Linked DNA regions of Homo sapiens: region 1 is linked to region 2. Evidence: chromatin loops called from intact Hi-C (ENCODE). Cell type or tissue: K562. All regions are shown on one strand. Links, peaks and the distances in the headings refer to the core of each region. The heading gives the core; the rest is flanking DNA. Region 1 has its middle 6.6 kb from the start of DPYSL5. Region 2 overlaps CIB4 (calcium and integrin binding family member 4).

The links. A loop is a pair of places that touch in the nucleus more often than their neighbours do. Peaks named below come from ENCODE experiments on the same cell type or tissue, not always from the same donor. Only the 100,000 strongest peaks of a DNase experiment are listed, where the experiment ranks them.
Region 1: it touches region 2 in a loop (5-fold over the local background); 4 of 110 quality-filtered maps call a loop at or near these places.

What each region holds. Positions count from the first base shown.
Region 1 is chr2:26,836,570-26,846,555 of GRCh38, reverse strand. No RefSeq gene overlaps it. Among named protein-coding and RNA genes, the nearest start is that of DPYSL5, 6.6 kb to the left of the region's middle. In K562, for the core only: CTCF peaks have their summits at 5,404 and 7,843; a DNase peak (open chromatin) is centred at 5,405; H3K27me3 peaks cover 3,080 bases.
Region 2 is chr2:26,600,394-26,610,379 of GRCh38, reverse strand. All of the region lies in intron 3 of CIB4 (calcium and integrin binding family member 4), which reads left to right. Among named protein-coding and RNA genes, the nearest start is that of CIB4, 36 kb to the left of the region's middle. In K562, for the core only: a CTCF peak has its summit at 4,746 (motif pointing left); a DNase peak (open chromatin) is centred at 4,779; H3K27me3 peaks cover 2,878 bases.

The DNA of each region.
Region 1 (9,986 bases), core at 562-8,561, 240 kb before region 2:
TGCCAGCGGCCTCCCGGCGGCGGGGTTCCGAGACTACCGCGCGCGGGCGGTGCTGCGCTTTTTGCTTAAGGGAGAGAGAGCCCTCTAGTGACTGTAAATGTTTTCTGCAGCGTCTCGTAGACCTTAAATTTGGATTCTAGCATCTTAGCTTTCTTGGGCTACCTTCCCTAGTCAGCGAAACGGCTGCCTCTACGTCATCTGTCAGTTTAGGATATTGATAAAGGTTGCACCCAAACCGGGGGTTGCATATGTCCTCAGTCCTCGACTTCGGTTTGTTGTTGCTAACTTAGGCTCCGTTTCCTGGGAAGTAGAAAGAGCACAGAGCTGGGAGTCCCGCATTGCTGGGTTGGAATCCTTGCTCCTTCAGTTTCTGCCGACTTGACCTTGAGAAAGTGACTTACTCCATCTGACCCTTAGCTCCACCCAGAATACTGGGGTCATATACATTCTTTTAACCTTGTCGTGGAAATTAAATGAAGAAAGGTAGATAAAGGCCATAGCACATTGCCTGGCATAGTGTGCATGCAACAAATGCAGCTATTATTATTTATCCCACAGAAAGTGGTTATTGAACAGTGTGAGGGATATAAGAATATGTGACACTCCCCACAGTAACAGCCACAAAAGGCAATATGTTGTGATTTTTATTATAAAGCTCATATTACTACTCGGTCAGATAAAGTAGAATAAGAATTCAGACGAGAAAGAAAGCAGTTCTGCATAACACTGGGAGATGGAGGAGCTAGAATTTGGATTTCACCTGGATATTGATTTGATGGACAGTTCTAAGCAAAGGTCTGAGATTCTGGGGTGAAGGAGCAAAAGCTTATGGGTGGGGAACCCAAGCGGGTATTTGGAAGACAGCAGAAGAACCCACCATGTCTTGAAAGTCAAGTCCCTGAATGAGGGTGATGGGAAGAGAATGGGGATGGTGAGTTAGGCAGGGGTTGGGGGTCAGACCTCACAAAGCCCAGGGCTACTGGTTTTTATGAGTAAATGTGTTCTGAGTTCCCAACAGCCTTAACAAACTTCAGAATAAATACAAGTTAAAGACCACCATGAAAGGAGGAGGGAGGAAAATCGCACTGTCTGAACTCCTATTATGAGCCCGGGTCTATTTGGTGTTTTACAACACATCATTTAATCCTTGCTACTCCACACAGGAGGTAGCATTGCTCATTTCTTACAAATGAGGCTATCTGGATTTAGAGAGGTTAAACGATTTGCCTGCGAAGTCACACTGCTGTAAGCAGCAGAGCCAGGATTCCAAAGGACATCTGCCTGGTGCAAAGCTGAGCCCTTCCTGCTTCAGCACGTCCTCCCTGCCAGCCTCCAGAAGGCCGGATCTCCAGTGCAGAGAGAGCCTGTGACGGTGAGTGACCCTCAAGGAGAGCCTGTTGCCAAGTCATGGAACCCAGATGTTCCTTCCTCTGCAGCGGCAACCTGTTCCTCCTCGAAGTGCCCCCGGGAAAGGGGCTCTCCAGTATTCCCAGGAGCTTTGTATAATATTAAGTTTCCTCCTCATCCTTCTCTTTTCACCTTTTTTTGCTCCTTATACTTCTCAGTGACAACCCTAGTGTGGGGAACACATTGTGAAGTCTAGTTAGCCATTAAAAAAAAAAAGTGAGGCCAGGTGCAGTAGTTCATGCCTATAATCCCAGCACTTTAGGAGGTCAAGGTGGGAGGATCACAAAGCCCAGGAGTTTGAGATCAGCCTGGGCAATATAATGAGTCCTTGTCTCTGCAAAAAAATTTTAAAAATTAGCTGAGTATGGTAGCAAGTGCCTGTAGTGCCAGCTATTCAGGAAGCTGGGGTGAAAGCATCACTTAAACCCAGGAGGCAGAGGTTGCAGTGAACCCAGATTGCTCCAATGCACTCCAGCCTGGGTGACAGAGGGAGACCCTGTCTCAGAAAGAAAAAATAGGCCAGGCATGGTGGTGCATGCCTATAATCCCAGCACTTTGGGAGGCCAAGGCGGGCGGATCACCTGAGTTCGAGACCAGCCTGACCAACATGGAGAAACCCCGTCTCTACTAAAAATACAAAATTAGCCAGCCATGGTGGCGCATGCCTGTAATCCCAGCTACTCAGGAGGCTGAGGCAGGAGAATCACTTTAACTCGGGAGACAGAGGTTGTGGTGAGCCGAGATCACGCCATTGCACTCCAGCCTAGGCAACAAGAGCAAAACTCCATCTAAAAAAAAGAAAGAAAAAAAAATAGGCCGGGTGCGGTGGCTCAGGCCTGTAATCCCAGCACTTTGGGGGGCCGAGGCAGGTGGATCACCTGAGGTCAGGAGTTTGAGACCAGCCTGACCAACATGGCGAAACCCTATCTCTACTAAAAATACAAAAAATTAGCTGGGTGTGGTGGCAACCGCCTGTAGTCCCAGCTACTCGGGAGGCTGAGGCATGAGAATCACTTGAACCCGGGTGGCGGAGGTTGTGGTGAGCCGAGATCGGGCCACTGCACTCCAGCCTGTGTGACAGAGCGAGACGCCGTCTCAGTAAAAAAAGAAAAAAAGAAAAAAAGAAAAAAAGAAAAAAAAATTTGGCCGGGTGTGGTGGCACAGGCCTGTAATCCCAGCTACTCCAGAGGCTGAGGCCGTAGAATCGCTTGCACCCGGGAGGCAGAGGCTGCAGTGAACTGAGAGCTTGCCATTGCACTCCAGCCTGGGTAACAGAGCAAGACTCCATCTCAAAATAAACAAACAAACAAATAAATAAATGTCAACCAGCAGTCAAACCTGTGTATTCAAGACAGTGCCACAAAGCAGGAGCCAAATTTAAAAAGCACGGGGCCGGGGGGGCAACAAGACAGACAAACAGACTTTGGGAGAGGGAGACAGGACAACAGAGGCAGCATGAAGAAGATCTAAAGACATAGAGATATTCAGATACACAAACAGGGGAATGAGACTGGAAGGGTTCCAGGCCCCAGAGCAGTAACTACCCAGTCAGACACAGGGGATGGAGGAGGAGGCCTGGGGAGGCTGAGGGGGTGCTGTGCTAGAGCTGAAACATCAAAGTAAATTCCAATGGTTTATCACTACCCTTGAAACGCCAAGGAGCTCTCCGAAAATTTAAATCATTCCTTCTGGCCTAGGAAAGTTTTGGTTTTTTTTTTTTTCCTGCTTTTATTTTTAAATTTCAGAGTTTAATTTTGAAATGCAAGTTTGTCTTCTCTTGGAACGAGAATGGCCACAAACCAGCATAAAGGAGGAACTGCTGGATGATTCCAGCTGCCCCAGCCTTGTAGCAGAAATCTAAAACGTTAAATTGGCATTTATTTCACGCACATATAGAGGTTCTTTAAGCCAAACAAAGCAAGAAATTGCATAGTCTCACAATGCCATCATTATCCAGATGAGGATAATGAGGCTTTGTTTTAAGCCTTTTTTCTCCCTTAACAAATAAAATTCGAGTATTAGAAAGAATAATAATGAGGACAAGAAACATAAGTCAAACAATCACCTTCAGGGAACAAAAGAATTACTCTAAGAGCCAGATCTTTAATCACCTTTTGGTTCCCTACCTGTCATTTTCCACAACACAGGGCTTTACTGAGCCCCTACTGGTGGAGGAGCTGAGAACATAGGAAAGAATCCTCTCACCCATGCCCCCAAATTTAATTTTTATTTATTAGGTGAATCCAAAGAAGTAAGCCAGTAAGGCCAGGTGTGGTGGCTCACACCTGTAATCCCAGCACTTGGGAGGCCAAGGCGGGTGGATCACCTGAGGTCGGGAGTTTGAGACTAGCCTGGCTCACATGGCGAAACCCTGTCTCTACTAAAAATACAAAAATTAGCTGGTGTGATGGTGCACGCCTGTGGTCCAGCTACTCGTGAGGCTGAGGCAGGAGAATTGTTTGAACCCTGGAGGTGGAGCCAAGATCACGCCACTGAATTCCAGCCCGGGTGACAGAGTAAGACTCTATTTCAAAAAAAAAAAAACAAAAAACAAAAAACCAAAAACAGTAAGAAATACCCTTACTACCTTTCCCTGATATTCTTTTTATGAAGCCAGTTCCTCCGTTGAGCTTTCTTTTGTTTTTGTTTTTTAGAGATGGGGTCTCACTCTGTCACCCAGGCTGGAGTGCAGTGGTACAATCATAGCTCACTGCAGCCCAGCTCATTTTAAAAATCTTTCTGGGGAGATGAGGTCTCACTATTTTGCCCAGGCTAGTCTCAAACTCCTGTCTTTAAGTAATCCTCCTGCATCAGCCTGGGATTACAGGTTTGAGCCACTGCCCTTGGCCCTAATTTTTCTTTTTTAGTTGCATTAATCAGAACTTACCTAAATAAGAATTAAAGCTAGGCTGGGTGCTGTGGCTCACACCTGTAATCCCAACACTTTGGGAGGCTGAGGCGGGTGGATCACTTGAGGCCAACAGTTTGAGACCAGCCTGGCCAACATGGTGAAATCCCTTCTCTACTAAAAGTACAAGAATTAGCCAGGCATGGTGGCGGGCACCTGTAATCCCAGCTACTCAGGAGGCTGAAGCAGGGCAATCTCTTGAACCTGGGAAGTGGAGGTTGTGGTGAGCTGAGATTGCACCACTGCACTCCAGCCTAGGCTACAGAGTGAGACTCCGTCTCAAAAAAAAAAAAAAAAAAAAAAAAGCAAAAGCTATTGAGCATTTCCTGCATACTTTATGTATATTATTCATTTAATCCCACAGCACACCTGTGAGAAAGAGATCATGACATTCACTTTATGGAGGAGGGAAACAGGACCGTGAAGTAACTTCCCCAGGGTCAAACAGCTCAAAGGGGCAGAGCTAAGATCAAAGTCCCAGTTTGACTCCAGGTTCTGTGTCTATTCCATTAGACCACACTACCTGTTACTAAACATTATTCCATTTACAGTTTCCCTTTTCTCAAGTCTATTATGGTTACTTTGATTTTTTTTTTTTTAGTTGGTGGTATTTTTTTCTTGTTGGATTGTATGGATTGGAAGTTATTTTGAGTTATAATTTTCAAGGCAGCATCCACTGTGTGATGGGGTAGAATTTGGTGATTTGTAGAATTAGATTCATTTGCTTCCCCACTTTCAGGTAAAAAGCCCTGTAAGGCATCCAGGTGACCAGGCATCCTACTGTTCAAACCTCCAGTGTCTCAGAGGGCTTGGCCCATGTGGCCAAGTGGGGCAAGTGCTTGTGTGACCTGGGAGAAGTCACCTCCATCAGGGGATGTTCTCTTCCCCACTGTAGTGCAGTAGTGACCAGTTCTGTTATTTTGAGGATCAAAAAAGGCTGGATAAAGTCCCAGAGTGTGGAGATGGTGGGCCTCCTTTTGACACCCCCCTGAATCACTCTCTCAGCTGTGGATCCTGGTCAGGTTATGCAGCCTCTCTACATCTGGGTTTCTTCCTCTGTGCAAGTAGGGTAGTTCAGTTCCTACCCACAGGGTGGCTGTAGGGAGTGCATGAGGAAATGTACATCAGGTGCCTGTGTATGAGACACATGCTCAGTGTTTGGTCAATGGTTTATAATGAATAGGCTTAAAATTTGACAATGTAAAGCACCGTGCAATTGAAGTGTACTGTTAGAACAGAGCACCTACCTTTGGAGGTGTAATGAGGATTAAAGAAATCACATGTGCCGGGCGTGGTGGCTCACGCCTGTAATCCCAGCACTTTGGGAGGCCAAGGCGGGTGGATCATCTGAGGTCAGAAGTTCAAGACCAGCCTGGTCAACATGGTGAAACCCCATCTCTACTAAATATATAAAAATTAGCCAGGCGTGGTGGCAGGTGCCTTCAATTCCAGCTACTCAGGAGGCTGAGGCAGGAGAATCGCTTGAACCCGGGAGGCAGAGGTTGCAGTGAGCTGAGATCGCGCCACTGCGCTCCAGCCTGGGCAAGAGTGAAACTTCGTTCCAAAAAAAAAAAAAAAAGCCACATGTACTGCAATTAAAACTGTTAGCAATTACAATTGTTATTATCTGTTCAGTGAAATAAATGTCCATGAAGCGTGAAATTACAGTAGACAGATCATAGTCCTGGTAGAAATAAAACAACTCTACTTGGTTTTATCATACACCAAGTGGAAATAGTCCTTGAGATCTTTGCCATCCCTCTCCTGGGAATCTTGACCCACCAAACTTGCCAGGTGTTTAGCCAGATTCCTCACAAGATCTGGGTACCTGATCTTATTACCAGGTATCGGGGTACCAGGAGTTGTAGTTGGACCGAGGTCCCTCAAATGAGCTTTGGATGTTTTGTTCTGTGTGTCCAGAATCCAAAACCAGAGCCTACCTGTCTCCCTCTCCCATCCCTTTTTGGCATGGACACAGTATGCCAGGATTGTGCACCTGTAATTCAGTGCCCCACTTCCTGAAGAGGGCCAAGCTACCCGCAGCCAGGGAGTCTCCGCTCAACAGTGGGTGTTTTACCACACGCACCTGGTGTGCCAGAACTAGAAGGTGAATAAATACATCATCCCCCCAACTCACCTCAGCTTTTTTCTCTTAGGGAGGAGAGCCTGTACTCAGACTGGCTATAATTTAAGTGTTCTTTGAGATGTGTCAGCAAATGTTTGTGCTGGGAATTGAACTCACTTGAGTCGAGGCAAAGTGCCTGAGGATCGGATAATGCCTTAGGGCACCTGATCAAATGAGATAACATTTCAGAAATTGTTCAGCCTGGGCAGCATAGTGAGCTCCCATCTCTACAAAAAAATTTTAAAATTAGCTGGTCATAGTGGTGTGTGCCTGCAGTCTGAGCTACTTGGGGGGCTGAGGTGGGAGGATCTCTTGCACCCAGGAGTTTGAGGCTGCAGTGAGCCCATTATTTATGCCGCTGCACTCCAGGCTGGGTGACAGAGTGAGACCCTGTCAAAAGAAAAGAAAAGAAAAGAAAAAAGAAAAAGAGAAAGAAAGAGAGAGAAAGAAAGAGGGAGGGAGGGAAAGAGAAATTGCTTAGCTTTGAATTGCATATAAAGCATTATATCAATGTGAATTATTTTTGTTATTATTTGATCTGAGGCTTAGAGAGTCGTCGGGTTTTGCTCTTTCTTTGTGTGTATGGATAGTTCTTAGCAGCCATTAGCCTTGAAATTGCACATCACCTGGATTGATGGAAACATGATAGTTGTGGTGTGTAAAATCTGCCATTCCTCTGGATTCCAGGTATAGAAAAGATGAGTTAAAGAATTAAGAAGTTTAGGCCGGGTGCAGTGGCTTATGCCTGTAATCCCAGCACTTTGGGAGGCCAAGGTGGGCAGATCATTTGAGGTCAGGAGTTCAAAACCAGCCTGGCCAACATAGTGAAACCCCATCTCTACTAAATATAGAAAAAATTAGCCAGGCTTCGTGGTGGGTGCCTGTAACCCCAGTTACTCAGGAGGCTGAGGCAGGAGAAATTGCTTGAGCCCAGGAGGCAGAGGTTTCAAGGAGCAGAGATCATGCCATTGCACTCCAGCCTGGGCAACAGAGTGAGACTCTGTCTCAGAAAAGAAAGAAAGAAAGAATGAATTAAGAAGTTTATTGAAAACCTTTCCAGTCAAATACTGGCATAACTTCATCTGGAAATACAGTTTTAAATTGCAAGCTGATGTAAGCTAGAGAAGGAGTTTCATTGCTTGTTTGAGAATCCTTCCTCTTGAGTATGGAGGGAAGAAAATGGCCAATAAAAGTAGAACTCTGTGATTCCATGACCTGGGTAGAGGGAGGACGTTGTACTGATCCAAAGTCTTTGAGAATGACCAGGAGAGTCTGGTGGCAGAGTCTGGTTGTAAAATTATGTATGCAACTTTGTAGTTGTGGTTCAGAGAGCCAGCGTTTTGCCTTACTCCTTACGGAGATGGAAGTTCTAGAGTTTCTGACTTTTGTCTTCTCAAAAGCCCTCATGAGGCAGAACAAAGAAAAGCATAGAACTGTCCAAACCTCTAGTGCTGAAACTTATAATAGGTATAGTTCTTACAGTAAACTAGGAAAATTAAAGTAGGATTTACCATAATATGAAGAGAATGCCAAATAACAAAGAGAAGTTCTGTAAAATAAAGATATTTATTTGGGAGTAGAGCATTGCAATGGAAATACATGCGCCATAGTAAACTATGTGCATATTCTGGGAGGTAATGGAAGACAAAGGTTTTTAAAGGGAAAAATGAGGATTACATGATTATTTTGAAATAATTTTCCTTGGCTACAAAGATCAATAACAGCATGGAATTAGACAGGCAGTTTCTGAGCAGATGTCCTTGTGGGAGGAAATAGTTTTGTGTGTGTAAGGTAGCCATAGCCTTTGCGCAAGGTTGCGGTTTTGCAGTCTTTGTGATAGTTTTTATCAGGCATATAAGCATGAGAGCCCTCTCTTCATGGCCTCTCTTCAAACCCAGCTCTATTTGTCAGGTTTTTTTTTTTAGATTAGTGACTCCATTTTGATTCTGACAACTTTCACAAGAAACAGCCCTAAGGATGAGGACTAATCTTGTGTCTGGAGTTCTTTATTCACCTAACAAATCTTGTGATCTTATTTAACTCTGCAGAAGGATAGGACCCCTTGCCTAACAGTCAGCATGGACAGGTGGCATTCACACTATAAAGTGCCATCTGTGGCTTGCTCTCTTGAGGAAATGTACTCACATTAGGCTCTGTAGGCCCACCCTGGGAGAATAGCCCACATGCTCTGTGCAGGTCTCTCAGCCTAGTTCCTGGACTAGCCTGGCCAAAGATTTAGCCCTCTGAGCAATGTGATGACCAGGAGGTACCAGCCATGCAGCCCTCATGTAAATTTAGTAACTCTTTGTCCTTGCTCTTGTTAAGGTCTTCAGCCCATTCCTATCATCTTTTTCTGATGTAAACTCTTTAAAATAAGTTTCTCATAATGCATATTTTTTCTTAATCATTCTGTGATTTTTTTTTTCTCTAGCAGATATAGATTTGATATGGTGAAGATTCTTCTTTATTCATCTCTGTCAAATAAACACTTATTGAGACCCTAGTAAGTTCCAGGTGTTATATCAAGAACCATATGAAATACAAAAACTTTTCAGGTTTTCCTGACCTCAGGGAACATAAAATCTTGTGGAGGACACAGAGAACTATTATAAGAGATGAACGAGGGTATGAGATATAATATAGGTGTAAATAAAATGCTATTGGTAAAAGGCTACACAAAGAAAAAATCCTGGACAGAAATTTAGCAGATTGTAAATGTCGGTTGTCTGGATGATGGGTCTGCAGGGTTTTTTTTTTTTTCTATTTTTCTGACTTTCAAGTAAAACAGTCTACCTGCATTACTTTTTAAGAATTAATAGACTTTATTTTTTGGAACAGTTTTAGATTCATAGAAAAGTTAAGCACATATTACACAAGGCTCCCATACCCCCTCCCCACACATACACACTGAATTTCCTCTATTCTTAACATTGTGCATTAGTGTGGTATATTTGTTACAACCTTTTTTCGAGACAGGGTCTTGCTCTGTCACCCAGGCTGGAGTGCATTGGTGTCATTGTAGATCACTGCAGCCTCGACCTCCTGGGCTGAAGCAGTCCTCCCCTCTCAGCCTACAAAGTAACTGGGAGTATAGGTGCGCACCACCACACCCACTTAATTTTTTAAAAAAATTGTTTTTGTTAGAGACGGGGGTGTCACTATGTTGCCCAGGCTGGTCTTGAACTCTTGGCCTCAAGTGATCCTCCCACCTTAGCCTCACAAAGTGCTGGAGTTACAGGCATGAGCCACCATGCCTGGCTATTACAAATAAATATTGATACATTACTATTAACTAAAGTTCACAGTTTACATTAAGGTTTAATCTTGGTGTTGTATAGTTCCTTGGGTTTTGACAAATCCCTAATGTCATATATCCACCATTAATGTATCAATACAGAATAGTTTCACTGTCTCCCAAGCTTCACCTATTCATCCCTTCCCCTTGCATCCCCTGCCCTGCCCCCTAATCCCTGGCAACTGCTGGTCTTTTTATTGCCTCTATAGTTTTGCTTTTTCCAGAATGGCATATAGTTGCAATCATATAGT
Region 2 (9,986 bases), core at 855-8,854:
TGGGCAGGGGGAGAGGCGGCTATTGGTGAGAGGAGGCTGCAGTGCGAGTCCATTTCTGTTTATATCAGTGGATTCAAAGTGAGGGACAAAATAGATCAATTGTTGCTTAGATGTGTTTGATAAAAGAGGAACTGTTATCTTGATGCAAAGATCTACAGCCTGCAGAGTTCACAGGGAACATGGTTCCCAGCGTGCCCTGTGCTGGGTGTCCCCAAACAGCTGCAAAGCAGCCCTGACACCATCTGAGAACCTCTGGCGGCTTACAAACAGGAAGGCTGCTTGTAAACAGTAGGCCGGAACCAGGAGGGTCGTGGAGGCACAGCGGGGCCCTGCCACTCCAAGCGGAACCCAGCCTGCTCCCACGAGAAGCAGAGGAGCGAATGTTCTAGGCAGTTTTCTAAGCTTCCGCTGCCTGGTCTGCCCTTGAGTGGGTGACTTCATCCTGTTAGTTACAGTCTCTTGCTTTGAACTAACTGCCTGTAAAGTACAGGTACAGATTGTGTTTTAAAGGGTTTTCATATTGGTTGTTCGGAACTTTGTTTGTGTTTTCCGTGGGAAAACGTATAAACTGTGTTTAAGTTCCCAGCCTGAGCCACAAGCATTGAAGCTACTCATAGTACAACAGCATTAAAATTGAGAAAATAACCTTGCGCCCAGACCTGGAGCCCTGTTGCGCCTGGGACCTTCCCGCCCTGAAAAATGGAGTTGAAATGGCTGTGAAATCCCTTCCCTCCTCCTCTCTGGCCCAAGAGCGTATGCGGTCCTCCCCTATCTTTCTGTTCTTTTGTCTGGGGTGGGAGTGAGGTTCACAAGAAGAGGGGCTCCTACATCTTCCTTCTGTTCCCTCTGCCTCCGTCTCCTGCATGTCTGCTTCGCTTCACATTCACCCAGACAAAACTCTCGGCCTCTTCACTGACATCTGCAAAAATTCCACTCATGTCAAGCACTGTGTGAATTTCGGTCAGCACCACTGAAGGCTGGGGAGAGGGAGGTGGGGAGAGGAGGGAGGTGGTCTCTGTAAGGGCCCTGGCTTGTAGCATTTGCATCCGCTGCTGCCTCTCCCCTTCCTCTTCCCCCTGCCCTCCTCAGCCTCTATCCTGGAGTGCCTGTAAGGGCCCCATTCTCTCTGTACTGGGCACCAGCTCCTGCCTCCACCCAGGCCTGTTCAGACCAGAGGGGCGTCCCCACTCACAGGACTCACCTTCCCCCACACCAGTTGTTTTAGTGTCAATAATAATCTTTTTCTCATTACCGTCGTAATTCGATAAAACCAGCAAAGCGGTAGAATAAAACTAGAGTCATCCATTTAACAACAGTGCTTTATTTGGGGCTCTGGGAGAAGTGGTTTTTGTCAAAAGGGCTGCGGTTGTCAATAGAAACATTTCCTAAAAAAATCTGGCAGAAATTAGAAGAGGGAAGCCAGTTAAAGGACAGGCTTGCAGGAGAGACAGCTCATCTCAGGTGGAAGTGACCATGAGCGACGAGAGAGCAAGAGAGGGAGAGGTGAGAAGAGGGTGGGCCCCGGGGTGGGGGTGATGTGCTATGCCACCTCTGCAGGGCCCGGCCACCCACGAGACAGGGGTGCTGGGGAGTGCAGGGAGAGAAAGAAGGCTTGGTGAGATCTGTGCCAAACCACTGTTTCCAGGTTGGTGGTTTGCACTGGAGTGAGGCTGGGTGTGGTCTGCGCTTCACACCACTTCTCCCCACAGCCCCCATCGCATCGCCACCCCTGTTGGGTGGCAGGCTCTGTCCAGGCAAGGATGGGGCAGCCTGGGAGTCAGCCTGACAGCATCTGGTGTCATGTCTCTGCCATTTAGTGGCCCTGGGAGTTCGATCAGGTCATTTAGTGGATGTAGTCTAAGGATTGTCCACGGAGAAACCCAGGCAGCTTATTCAGATACAGACTCTTGGGCCTTAGGCCTAGAGGTGCTGACTCGGAAAGTCTATGCTAGGGTTAAGGCATCTGAATTTTGTTTCAAATTCCCTGTGGGACTCAGACACACAGCCAATGTGTTAGTGCCTCTGTCATTCTCTAGCCTCAATTGCAGAGCGAGGTGAAATGTAGGTAGGTACACAGCACGTGAGCCCCCTTCTCACCCCCTTCTCACCAGACCCACTCTCCTTTTTTTTTTTTTTTTTTGAGACAGAGTCTAACTCTGTTGCCCAGGCTGGAGTGCAGTGGTGCAATCTCAGCTCACTGCAACCTTCCCGTCTCCTGGGTTCAAGGGATTCTCCTGCCTCAGCCTCCTGAGTAGCTGAGATTACAGGCATGCGCCACCAAGCTCAGCTAAGTTTTGTATTTTTAGTAAAGGTGGGGTTTCAACATGTTGGCCAGGCTGGCCTTGAACTCCTGACTTCAGGTGATCCACCCGTCTCAGCCTTGCAAAGTGCTGGGATTACAGGCGTGAGCCATCGCGCCCGGCCAGAGCTGCTCTCCTTTGAGTCCCCTGGAGATTTCACGTGGAGGTGACATTCACATCAGCCTGGCTGGCCAGCCAAGCCTCTGGCCAAAGTCAGCATCTGAAGAGCCAGAACACACATTTCTGCTGCCCTCCGGCAGGCAGGGTGAACCCCTGGACACACGCTGGCCCAGGTAACAGCTTTGCTTGGAGCTCAAAATGAACAGCTCTACCAGAGCCAGGAGTGTTGGTGGTGCTGGTGGTGCTGATGGAGGACAGGTGAAGTGGGGTGGGGGTTATTCATGGTAGCAAATGTTTATCCGGGTCCTGGCAGTGCCAGGTGTTTTGCAAATATAATCTCATTCGAGCCCCACAAAACCCTGTGAACAAGGCTATGACTTTACCCATTTTACAGATGGGGAAATGGAGGTCACACAGCTTGTTTTGTTGTGTTGTTATCTAGGAATTTGAATATTGTTTAATGTGTTATAAGATATTGTAGAGTTGATCACAAGCTATTAAAAATGGTAATGTACAAACGTGGATAGATATTTATCTACAATACGGGTAAGTTTTGTTTCTCCTGTAATAGATGTTGATGAACAAGTGAGGGGACAATTGATTTTTGGTTATCTTTTTTGTTCTTTTTTGCTCGGGCAAGTTGCACTATTAAAATATTGAGATTGTATAAATATAGTCAAAAGCTGCAAGATGGGAAAATCTTGTAGATGTCAAATAAGAAGTCATTATACTAACTTTTTAGAGTCAATCTGACTCCAGAGCCTCTGCTCGCTCCACTGCCTACCCCAAATCTCCCACAACGCAAGACCAGGCTTCTAGGTGGCCCCCAAAACCTCAGGCCTGCAGTCCTTTGAGCTCCACCTAGGAGAGGTAGTTAGGGCAGATGGCTCTTTGGGAAGTTTCCTCCAGGGAGTGGCAGGTACCTGTTGGCCTGGAATCTGGGGAGGACTGGTTTGGTGGGTCTGAGTCAGGTTCAAGCCACATGATCCCATGGCTGTTTAATAATATTTAACATTTTTACTGCCTTTCTTCCCTATTTGTTCCATTAGCGATCCGCCTCCAGCTGCCGGCAGGACACATCCTTAGCCTGACCCTGCCAGCCCATCTGTCACTAGGAGACAGCTCCCATTTGAGCCTCTCTGTTTTTAGACTTCAGGAAGGTTGAGCATCTCAAACACAGGGGCTATCCCTTTCTTATAAATAATTAGCAGGAAAGATGCCTCCAGGGCCCCGGACAATAGAGGAAGTGCATTCACCTAAATAAATTTCTCACCCTCCATGCTCCCTGGACCCCAGCGCCCCAGAAATGAAAATTTCAGGGTTCTTTCTACCTGGGGAGGGTCATACCAACCAGCTAGAGTCTCTGAGGGGTTTCAGAGTCCAAGTTAAACCCCACTGCTGCCTTCTCCTCCTTCACATTTTTATTCCCTGGAAGGGAAAGAGACAGCTTGAGGGGCGCGGGAGGAGGGGGGAGTCCTCTGGCCCTGCCTCTTTTCTCATTCCCCTGAACAGCTTTTCCCTGAATCCTCCACCACATCTCCCTCCCTTCTGGATTTGGCCTCGGCTTTGCTCCCCTCTGTCTTCTTCCTGGTTTCTCCTTCCGAGCCCTTTGTCCGTCCTGCCTCCCAGCCTCACTGTCCTGTCCTAGCTCTTGTCATAGCACTTTGCGTGCGCTTGATTGAGATACTTCCCCACGCTGTCTGGTTCTGAAGAAACATCTGTAAGTGCCTAGGCTGAGTTTCTTGGAGTGCAGTGGCAGCGTCTGCATCATTTTGGGGGGCCCCAGGACTCAGCGCAGTGTCTGTTGCTCAGTACCTCACCCTGATGCATTTGCGGCAAGGACTTGAAGTTCAGACGATGAGCTTTGTGTCTTCATTCCCAAAGGAAGAAGCCACATCATTCGCCCTCCCCCGCGCCTCCCCCCTGCCCTTGGCCTGTTCTCTGAGTAACTGCGGGCTGGCAGGGTCATGGGACTCATGGCGATTCCTCAAACCCCGCCTGCATGGTAGGTGGGAGTGTGATTTTGAAACATTTTCTTGGGAAACAGTTAATTAAATGCTCGATGGAGTCAAAAGTAGCACTGTAGTTGGGCATTTGAATTCAGAATTTGAGTCCTGACCTTCGTTTGGCTAGTTGCTTTCCTTCTTTGGGCTTGAGCTGTTTCCTCTCTTTGTAAAATGAAGTGATAATATCGACCCTGCATTTGCAAAATGAAGTGATAATATCGTCCCTGCCACCTGCCTGCAAGGTCGTCACAGCCTGCACACAGTAGGTGCTCACTTGTTGGGTCTGTGAACTGACTGAATGATGCTGACCCAACACTGCCACCTTCTGGTAGAGATACTCTAGTGCTGAAGGGTGAATCCTGGTTCAGACCCAGAACTAGGAATTCCTCCTAGGCAGTGAGATGAAGGAAGAAGAGCCTTCCCTGAAAGGGCGTCCACTCCCCTGTTCGCAGGTGAGTCCAGCAACTTCATCTACCTGTGGCGTCCAAGTCACCGTGGGTGGTGATAAGCTCTTCCATTTCCTCCGGGCAGCCACTTGCAGGTAGCCCAGGAGCACAGGGTGGAATGGGTTCCACCATCCACCAGCTGATACACTTTCCCCCGGTGACTGACTGCCAACAAGGGGTGAAGGACATTTTTTTTTTTACTTGAACAAACATTAAAAACCTTTCTTTTTTTAAAAAATTCAAGCATTTAATGCTATTAATTTCCATGTATACATTGCTTTCACTGAATACCACAAATTTTCATATGTTATGTTTTCATTTTCACTTAGTTCAAAATAATTTCTAATTATTCATGATTTCTTTGACTTTGAGGGTTTTCAAGAATCTTTTTATTATTGATTTCTAATTTAATTTTGTTGTGTTCAAATAACATTTTCTGTATGCTTTAAATCCTCTTAAATTCATTGAGATTGGTTTTATAACCCTGAATATGGTCTATCTTGGTAAATATTCTAAGTACACTTGGAAAAAAATGTATATTCTGCTGTGTGGGGTGGCGTGTTCTGTAAAATATCAATTGGGTCCCGTTGATTGGTAGTCTTTTTAAGTCTTTCATATCCTTAATGATTTTTAGAGGTCCTACTTGTTCTATCAATCATTGGATGTTAAACTCTCCAACTATAATTGTGAATTTGTCTTCTTGAAAAGGATTCAAAATGAGGGGAAAAACCCTTTATGTTTACTCACCTACTTATGATTTCTAATATTCTTCATTCCTTTGTGCAGAAACAGGCTTCCTTCTGGAATTTTCCTTCTGTCAGAAGGACTTCCTTTTATATTTTTTGTAGCTCTGGTTTACTGCTGATGCATTCACCCAGGTTTTGTTTGTCTGGGGGAAAAAAAGAGTATTTTGTCTTCAGATTGGAAAGGTATTTTTGCTGGGTATAGAAGAGTAGAATAAGAGACTTTTTTCTTTCTCTCAGAGAGTAAAATATATCGCTCCATTGTCTTCTGGCTTGCTTAGTTTCTGATAAGAGACCTAGTGTCATTTTTATCTTTGTTCCTCTCTACCTGTGTGTTTCCTGCCTCTGGAGAAAGATTTTTCTTCTTCTTTTTATTTATATTTTTTAAACAGGGTCTTGCTCTGTCACCCAGGCTGGAGTGCAGTGGCATGATCATAGCTCACTGCAGCTTCGTTCTCCTGAGCTCAAGCAATCTTCTTGCCTCAGCCTCCCAGGTGGCTGGGACTGCAGGCGTGCACCACCATGCCCAGGTAATTTTTTTATTTTTAGTAGAGACAGGGTCTTGCTAAACTGCCCAGACTGGTCTCGAACTCCTGGGCTCAAGCGATCCTCCTGCCTCTGCCTCCCAAAGTGTTGGGATTCCAGGCATGAACCACCATGTCCAGCTCTGATTTTTCTTCTTATTACTGCTTTTTAGCAGTTTGATTATGCTGTGCATTGATGTAGTTTTCTTCATATTTCTTTCTTTTTTTTTTTTTTTTTAAGGTATGCTCTTGCTCTGTTGCCCAGGCTGGAGTGCAGTGGCACAATCTTGGCTCATTGCAATCTCTGCCTCCTGGGCTCAAGTGATCCTCCCACCTCAGTCTCCTGAAGAGCTATGACTACAGGCGCACACCACCACACCTGGTAAATTTTTGTATTTTTTTAAAATAGAGATAGGGTTTTTGCCATGTTGCCCAGGCTGGTCTTGAACTCCTGGGCTCAAGTGATCTGCCTGCCTCAGCCTCCGAAAGTGCTGGGATTACAGGCATAAGCATGGGTCTGTTTTCTTTAGCTGATTTTTCTACTGGTTGTGGGTCTTATTTTCCTTCTTTTTTTGCATGATGGATAATTTTTTACTGGATGCTAAACACTGTAAATTTTGTATGGTTAGGTGTTTAATTTTGTTGCATTCATTTAAATGTTACTGAGTTTTGTTCTTGGATGCTGTTTTGTTACTGAAATCATTGATATTTTCAAGTCCAGCTTTTAAGATTTAGTAAGACAAGACTGTGTACCTTTCACCCTGTATTCACATCAGGGAAAGCTGGGTGAAAGGTATACAGGACCTGTATACCTATTATATTTTTATATAGGTATTTTTATATTTACTTTATTTTTCAAAACTAAGAAATAAAAATTAGTGCTTGCATTGTATTAATGCAATACAAACTTTGCTCGGCTTGCACTAGTTTTCCACTCATGTTTTTTGATCTGTGTCAGGATCCCCTCCAGGGTCCCACCTTCCATTTAGTCATTGCGTGTTTTTCGTTCCTCTGATCTGTGATAGTTTCTCAGTCTCGCTTTTCCATGATTTTTTGGAGAGCACAGACCAGGTGTTTTTGTAGAACATCTTTCAACTTGGGTCTGTCAGATGTTTTCTCATAATTAGACAGAAGTAATGGATTTGTGCAAATACCACAGAAGTGAACCCCCCCACCCCACCCCGTTTTTTAGAGACAGGGTCTTGCTCTATCGCCCATGCCACAGTGGAGCGATCATAGATCACTGCAGCCTTGGACTTCTGGGCTCAAGTGATCTTCCCCTTTTACCCTCCCGAGTAGCTAGGACTACAGGCACAGAACACCACACCAGCTTATTTTAATTTTTTAGAGATGGGATCTCACTATGTTGCTTAGGCTGATTTCGAATGCCTGTCCTCAAGTGAGCCTCCCGCCTCAGCCACCCAAGCTCGAGATTACAGGCGTGAGCCACTGCACCTGGCCTGAACCGCCCTTCTCATTGCATCATACCAGGGGATACCTGACATCAACATGACCTATTACTGGTGATATTAACCTTGATCATTTGGTGAGGATGGTATTTCTAAGTTTCTCCACTGTAAAGTTATTTGGTAGACAGAAGCTAGAAAATATAGGTATGTATACTAACCCATGTATACTACACATCAATATTTATTTTGTATCTATCCATCTGTACATGTAGTAAAATACCCATTAGTTCATATTGATGTCTCTGACTAATCCAGTACCATATCTAGCCTTCCCTCTTGCTTCTTTATAACTTATTTTATCTTACTTATAACTTGTTATTTATTTATGTATTTGTTCACTCTTTGTATACTTGTGGTAAGAATTGCTAATCCATAACCCTGTGAGAATCAAATTGACTCCCTAGAATACACTCCCTAGAATACTCCCTGGAATGACTCCCTAGAATACTCCCTAGAAGTTTATTTATATTATTTTGGTCTTTAGACTACGTACCTGGTCAAACACCACCTTTCAAAGTTACTTGGTCACTTCCTCTTCTTCCACTCCTTTCAGGAAGGTTTTGTCATGCATTTGTAATACAGTTGGTTTCATTTGCCATGACCTGTATTCCATCCTGGATTCTCTATCATCCCATATTGTCTTTGATTTGCATCCAGTAAAGTTCACTCTGTGGTGTACAGTTCTATGGGTTTCCAGAAATGCATAAAGGCATGGCTTCTATCTGCACCACAGCACCCTAGAGAACAGTTCCATCACCCCCAAAATTTCCTTTGTAGTGAACTCATTCCCCCTCCCACAACCACTGACAGCTATGATCTGTTTTCCAGCCCTATGGTTTTACATTTTCTGGGATGGACTCATACAATATGTAGCCCTTTGTGTCTGACTTCTTTTATTTAGCAAAATGCATTGAAGAATCATCCACGTTGTTTCATTAATCAATGGTTCTTCATTTTTATTGCTGAGTAGTATTCCATTGCATGAATGCACCATGGTTTGTTTATCCATTCACCTGTGGAAGTACCTAGTGATTATTATGGCTTGCCTTTTCATTGTCTTAATTATGTATTTTGAGCAATGTAATTTGAAAATTTTTAATATACTCCAATTTATGAGTCTTCTCCTATGGTTTGTGCTTTTGTATATTGTTAAACAGTCTTTGCCCCCGAGATTATGAAGATATCCTCCTGTGATAGTTACCTAATGTTTTATTTTAGTCCTACATATTAGATCTATGATCAGTCTGGATTTGATTTTTGTGTATGGTGTGAGGTAGGATTATAAAGATTCATTTTTTCCCCATATGAATGTCCACTAAACCCAACATCACTTATGGAAAAGACTGTCCCTTCCCCCACAGCATTGCCATGTTATCTTTGTCATAAATCAGGTAGCCATATATGTGTGGGTCTGTTTCTGGAGTCTCCATTATGGCCATTGATCTATTTGTCTATCCTTGAACAAATACCATACCACATTAATTACTAAAGGCTTAGCATGCATATATATATATATATATATATATATATATATATATATTTTTTTTTTTTTTTGACATGGTCTCACTCTGTCACTCAGGCTGGAGTGCAGTGGCACAATCATGGCATGCTGCAGCCTCAGCCTCCTAGGCTCATTGATCCTTGTACCTCAGCCTCCCAAGTACCTGGAACTACAGGCGTGCAAGACCATACCTGGCCAATTTTTAATTTTTTTTGTAGAGACAGGGTCTCATTATGTTGCCTAGTCTGGTCTCAGACTCTGGACTGAAGCAATCCTCACCCTTTAGCCTCCCAAAGTGCTGGTGTGAGCCACCGCTCCCAGCCTAGGTCTTGATATCTAGTGGTATAAGTCCTCCAGCTTTGTTGTTCTTTAGGATTAACTTGGCTGTTCTTCACCCCTGCATTTCCACGTAAACTTTAGAATTGGCTTGTCAAGTCCTGCAAAATGGACTGGCTGGAAAACTTTAACTAGAACTGCATTAACTTTATGGATCAATTTGGAAAGAATCAACATTAATAATATTGAGCCTTCTAACCCATAAGTATATCTGAGGGGAGTTTTAAAAGGCACTAAAATACAAAAGGTTTTGTTACACCCTTCTCCCAGGACATGGGCTCTGCTCACCTAACCTTACACAGCCATGAGGCACTTTTTGGGCAGTGCCTTTCTGGGTGAGAGGGTGCTTCAGGTAAACTGAGGACTCCACTCAAGACTGAGGAAGGACTGACCTCTTCTATACCACTCTAACAGACACCTTCATCTACCTCTTTCTTTGACAAGTGCTTTACATCTGTGTAAAATGTTCAAAATATAAACATTAATCATATCATTTTATTTCTTTATTTGTTTATTTATTTATTTATTTTTGAGTCAGAGT